2 separate regions of the Mus musculus genome follow, and region 1 is linked to region 2. The links are chromatin contacts, found by POLR2A ChIA-PET in ENCODE. All regions are on one chromosome and are shown on one strand. The core of a region is the stretch at or near the end of the contact, and the rest is flanking DNA. Distances in the headings are between cores, read along the strand shown. Region 1 holds the start of Eif3k (eukaryotic translation initiation factor 3, subunit K). Region 2 holds the start of Sars2 (seryl-aminoacyl-tRNA synthetase 2).

What was found. ChIA-PET counts read pairs that join two places held with the same protein, here RNA polymerase II (POLR2A).
Region 1: POLR2A ChIA-PET joins it to region 2 with 13 read pairs in embryonic stem cell. The contact joins the promoter of Eif3k here to the promoter of Sars2 in region 2. POLR2A ChIA-PET finds 5 or more read pairs at or near these places in 4 of 5 experiments (Patski and embryonic stem cell).

Annotation. Positions count from the first base shown.
Region 1 is chr7:28,980,526-28,983,225 of GRCm38, forward strand. It overlaps Eif3k (eukaryotic translation initiation factor 3, subunit K), which reads right to left and starts at 1,363. Exons shown (of 8, transcript NM_028659.3): 1 at 1,149-1,363; 2 at 1-17. The coding sequence starts at 1,207. Map4k1 (mitogen-activated protein kinase kinase kinase kinase 1) reads left to right here and starts at 2,329. Exons shown (of 32, transcript NM_008279.2): 1 at 2,329-2,529; 2 at 2,690-2,700. The coding sequence starts at 2,431.
Region 2 is chr7:28,740,606-28,743,318 of GRCm38, forward strand. It overlaps Sars2 (seryl-aminoacyl-tRNA synthetase 2), which reads left to right and starts at 1,363. Exons shown (of 16, transcript NM_023637.3): 1 at 1,363-1,677. The coding sequence starts at 1,411. Mrps12 (mitochondrial ribosomal protein S12) reads right to left here and starts at 1,216. Exons shown (of 3, transcript NM_011885.5): 1 at 1,160-1,216; 2 at 882-949. The coding sequence starts at 930.

The DNA of each region.
Region 1 (2,700 bases), core at 113-2,612, 240 kb after region 2:
AGTTCTCAGGATTGTACCTGGAAGAGCATCAAGATGGGTGAACAGCCTGGCACAGTGGTTACATGCCTTTCATCCCAGCACCTAGGAGGCTGAGGCAGGACAGGAGGATTGCAAGTTTGAAGCTAGTCTGCAATTAATAGTGAAAACCTGTCTCAAAAGGAAAAAGGGAGCCGAGCAGTGGTGGCGCACGCCTTTAGTCCCAGCACTTGGGAGGCAGAGGCAGGCGGATTTCTGAGTTCGAGACCAGCCTAGTCTACAGAGTGAGTTCCAGGACAGCCAGGGCTACACAGAGAAACCCTGTCTCAAAAAACAAACAAACAAACAAACAAAAAAAGGGGGGGGGAAGATAGGGAGATAACTACACAGACAGACATGAGTAAACAAAGAGAAGAACAGAGGCTAGTCCTTAGGGACCACTGTAATTTGTTAACCTGAAATCACTCTCTTCTTCCTACAGCTTTTATTCTGGCCATGGGATATTCCTCACTTTGCTATTTTCTTTTTAAATAAATCTGTAGGAAGCTTTATTACATTCATTCGATCTTAAAATAAATAAGTTAGTCCCACCCACTGGAACTACCCAGATAGCTGATCAATTAACTGTACAACATCCAGTAAATGTTTTTCCTAACATGGGCCTCTAGCTAGCCCTACTTGAGCCCCTGGTCATGTCTAGGATGCCTCCAACCTCAGTCAGTCTCTGCAGCCCGTATGTTTTCCTGAACACCTTCTCTTCGATCCCGTTCTGACCCAGTTCCATCCTCTCCTGCCTATCTCAATACGTGGCTTGACCTGACCAGGCCCTGATCGCTCCTTATTGTCACTATCTGCTGAATGGGGTTGTCGCCAGGATGGAATGGGAACCTAAGTCCAGGAACGCAGGACCGGTTCCCGTTTCCATCACCTCCGGTCCCCACTGGCCAAATAGACATCAGAAAACACTATGTAGGATGGTCCACAAGGACAGAGAAGGAAGAGACTAAAAGACACCGGGAGTCTGTGGCAGCAGAAAAGGTAAAGTTGAGGGACGGAGAGAAACTTGGAGAAACTCCATCTCTGGAGGAGCGTGGAGCCCTGGCCACCCCTGGCTGGCTCCCCGTCTTCTCCACCCCGCTTGGCCAGAGAGCGCCCTTCAGCGGAATTCAGACCTGTCGATACCCTTGAGCAACTTGCCCACGTTCGCTCTCATCTGCTCAAACATCGCCATGATCACTGTTGCCTTCGGCAGCCTCAGCTGGAGTCGAACACCAGGCACGGTGCTTAGCACTAGAGGACCGGAAGAGAGGTGTAGGAAGCGGAACCTGCGTCACACCCTCCCTCCAGCTCCTACAAGGAAGGCAAAGGGAAAGGCGCTTTCAGCACCAGCGCCGGTTGTTTTTTTTTTTTTTTTTTTTTGTCTACCACGTGATTTCCTTCCAGCAGTTGTAACTTGCGCATGCGCAATGAGCTCACTTAAAAGAGACCAATAGCGTGAGAAAAGGTTTAGTCTGCCTTACTACGCAGGCGCCAGGAGGCGGGCTAAGCTTTTCCCGGGCCGCGCAAACTTAGTACTTAAGCTTCTGACGCGCGTGCGCTGGAGTTGTACGGGGAAAGGAGACTTTATTTTCTCTACGCATGCGTAGCCTTAAGCGTTTAGCCCCGTGAAGGGTTGCTGTTTCCTTTTCTTTGAGTTTAGTCGGGTGGGAGATGCTCTCTGAAGCCCTTCTTGTCTCCGACTTGGGTGCCTGAGACAGCATCTTGTATGTATCTTCACTTCCTCGCTGGTCCCCACTCGGTTCCGTACTGCTACAGTGCTGTTAGGAGGCCGGGAAGGCAAAAGACACCTGTAGTCTCCATCGGCTCTGCGTAGGGGCTACTAACAAGTGTTCCACGTCTGCCACAGATTCCCTACACGTTTGAAGCGTTGCACAGACATGTGCCATGCGGGCAGGTGCCCTGAGCTCAGCTGTCACTTAAGTCACATGCATGTGTCACGAGTAAACAGGTCTTCTGTGAAACCTAGCCAGCTTTGTGCAGACCTGCAACCTCTGGCTTGATTCCAGATCTTCAAGAACCCAGCAGAGGTTCAACCGTAACCTATGACTCCTCCCAAAATAGAGTGTTGGGGAGAGGGTGCTAGGTCAGCCCCAGGTTGCATTTAAGAACTTTTGCATCTTATTTACATAGTGTCCTTCAGTGGGTAAAGGGGAGTCCCATGGGTCCCAAGGCGATCAAACTCTCAGAACCCAGGGGACGGGGGTGGAGCCCTCTGTGCAGCCCTCTGCACAGCCCTGCAGCTGGGGCAGGAAGCGAGAGTGGGGAGGGGGAAGGCCACAGCCCACAGAGTCAAGGCGGGCCCAGGACTTGTGTGGAGACAGAAGGTAATACCAAAGCTTGAACCCTGAGGCCCTGTTGGCCCCCTGGGCACTGGCCCAGCCCCGGCCTCCAGGAATGGCCCTTGTGGACCCCGACATTTTTAATAAGGACCCTCGAGAACACTATGATCTACTGCAACGACTGGGTGGTGGAACTTATGGAGAAGTATTCAAGGTGAGAAAGCCCTTCTGTCTCCTCCACCACAACCCTGGGATAGTTGGGGAGAGGCTGGCAAGCAGGAGTGTAAGAGAATGCCAGGCCTTGGCCTTGGTTCAGAGATGCTGAGGATGGCAAGCTATGGAGTCTGCCTGATGACCAACTTCCCCTTTACAAGGCTCGCGACAA
Region 2 (2,713 bases), core at 113-2,612:
TACAGAGTGAGTTCCAGGACAGCCAGGGCTACACAGAGAAACCCTGTCTCGAAATACCATGTGAATGGAATACCCAATGCCTGCCTCCCTCAGAACACTGTGTACAAACCTGATGTCTGGGCAATGTCTAGGAACATAAAAGTTGTCCTCCAATGGGTGGCCCGTCTTAGAATTAGAAAAATAGCACGTGAATGAATAACTAAACTTCTTCTTCTTCTTTTTTTTTTTTTTTTTTTGGTTTTTTGAGACAGGGTTTCTCTGTGTAGCCCTGGCTGTCCTGGAACTCACTTTGTAGACCAGCCTGGCCTCGAACTCAGAAATCTGCCTGCCTCCCGAGTGCTGGGATTAAAGGTGTGCGCCACCACTAAACTTCTTAGCTTGGCCTTCTCACCTGTAGGGGGTGATCAATAAACACTGAAGGAATAAACACTACTGAGAGACACCTAAGCAGGGAGACATGCCAAGAAAGGAGCATTTGTTGGTATGATTGTTACACGGACATCGAGAGTGCACTTACACAAACTAAGACAGAATATCACCAGGCAATGCAATCTCAGGGATTCACCGCTATCGATGCAGGGGAGCCATGACTAAGACTGACTTAAACTCTAAGAACACAGGACCTTCCCACCTCCTGCCCCCTGAGCCGGGAGCGTGGTAGAAAACGCCTGTAACTCCAGAACTTGGGAGATTGAAGCGGTAGTCAGGAGGTCAAGGCCATCCTGTCTACAAAGTGATTTGGAAGTTGACCTGGACTACAGTGAAACCCTGTCTCCAAAATAGAAAAGGCACCGTGCTTAAAGATGATACCATCCGAAATCTGGCAAAAACACGCAAATGCCAGGGAGCTGTCCTCGTCCCTGTGGCCCATGCTCACTTACCACGACTGAGGGACGTGGTGAGGCCATAAAGAAGGCCGGGCCAGGACATCTCGCCGCCTGCAGCGTCCCTGTATTAGGAGAGAAGACATTCAGAAAGGAGGTTGGGACCAGAAACCCACTCTCAGAGCCTTCTAGAATCTCCTCTAAAACAGAAAGTCCCCTCGCAAATTCAGTCTCCTTCTGAGTAGGCCCCCAAGGACCCAACCGCCCTTGCCCGGATACTGGAAGGGGAAACTGAGGAGAGAGGAGAGATCTGGATCACAGATAACTGCACCCACCTCACCAACCTAGCGGGGTCGCACACACGCCAACCCCTACCTCCAGCCCCTTCCGGGGTTCCTCCTTAGTGATTGGCTAGATCTTTCCTGCGTCACTGAAGGGACGGGACAAGGATGACGATTGGACAATAACAGATTCTAGCTGAGTTCCATTTTCCTCATTGGAAGGGATTCTGAAGCCTGGGCGGGAAATCTCCTTGCGCGTCTGATTGGCTCGTCCATGATGAGTGACTTCTTGTTTCCACTCCAAGATGGCTGCGTCCATGGCGCGGCTTTGGTGGCCTTTCCTGGCTCGCCAGGGGCTCCGGTCCCGAGGACGCTGCGTGTGCAGCCAGAACCCAAGGAGGAGTTTCGCTACGGAGAAACGAGTCCGGAACCTCCTGTACGAACACGCACGAGAGGGCTACAGCGAGCTTCCCTACTTGGACATGGAGTCGGTGTGCGCATGCCCAGAAAAAGCCGCGCGCTCCCTGGAGCTCCGCAAGGGGGAGCTGCGGCCGGCCGACCTGCCTGCGATTGTGAGTGCGCTTGCGCCCTGAGGGAGCAGGATGCTTTACAGAACTGGGTTTACCAGATGCATTCCAGTTGTGGGAAAAACTACTCAACAGGAATTTGGGTTCCTTCCCAAGTTAGGCAATGTCTTGTGCATGACACCCACTTAGGTGCCAATGATCTAGGGAGAACTGAGGCCCTATTGAACGTCGTGGATGCCTTCTGTGACCTACATGCCCTTTTGCATGCATTTCATAATTCGACAGTTGGTATCTACTGTACTCCCAGAACCTAAATACCATTGTCTTCTGTACTCAAACTTCGTGCCGGGCTCACCCTTAGGCCACAAAGAAAAATGAGGAGGGAGGTGTGAATCAGAGGGAATTTTGGAGACAGAGCTTTGCATCCTGCTATAAACATCCTGATGGAGTTGAATGGATAAATACCTGCTAAACAGATATTTAAGGTATATCTGTTCATGTATTTATGATCCAGAGGTTAAGACTATGCGCCATAATTCTACCTTATAGGGAACTAAAATTGGGGGTCTCCATGCCGGTAGTGAATTCCGAATGTAATAGATGAATCTTCCCAACTCTGTTGCCTTGATAAAACACCATGAACAAAGCAACTTACAGAAGGATTTATTTTGGGCTTGGTAGGGAATGGCAGAATAGCAGCAGGTCACAGAGCAGTAAGCTGACAGCACACATCTTTAACCACAATCATGAAGCACAGACCTCAAACTAGATGCAGGACGAGGCTTTAAGCTCTCAAAGCCCACCTCCAGGAACATATTTCCTCCAGCAAGGCCACGCCTCCTAAGCCTCCCCAAACATCACCAGCCACTGATCATTTGACCATGTTCAAATGTCAGGATATGGGGGACATTTCTCATTCAGGTCACTACAGACTCTCACACCACCAGTCATTGTCAATCACTTTAGCCATATTTCAAGTTTTTGTCATGTTTAGTTTTTCACCAGTAAGCACTGGTGGCTAAGCCAAATAGGGCACTTCCTGCCAAACCTGATAACCGGAGTTCAATTTCCTGGTGGTAGG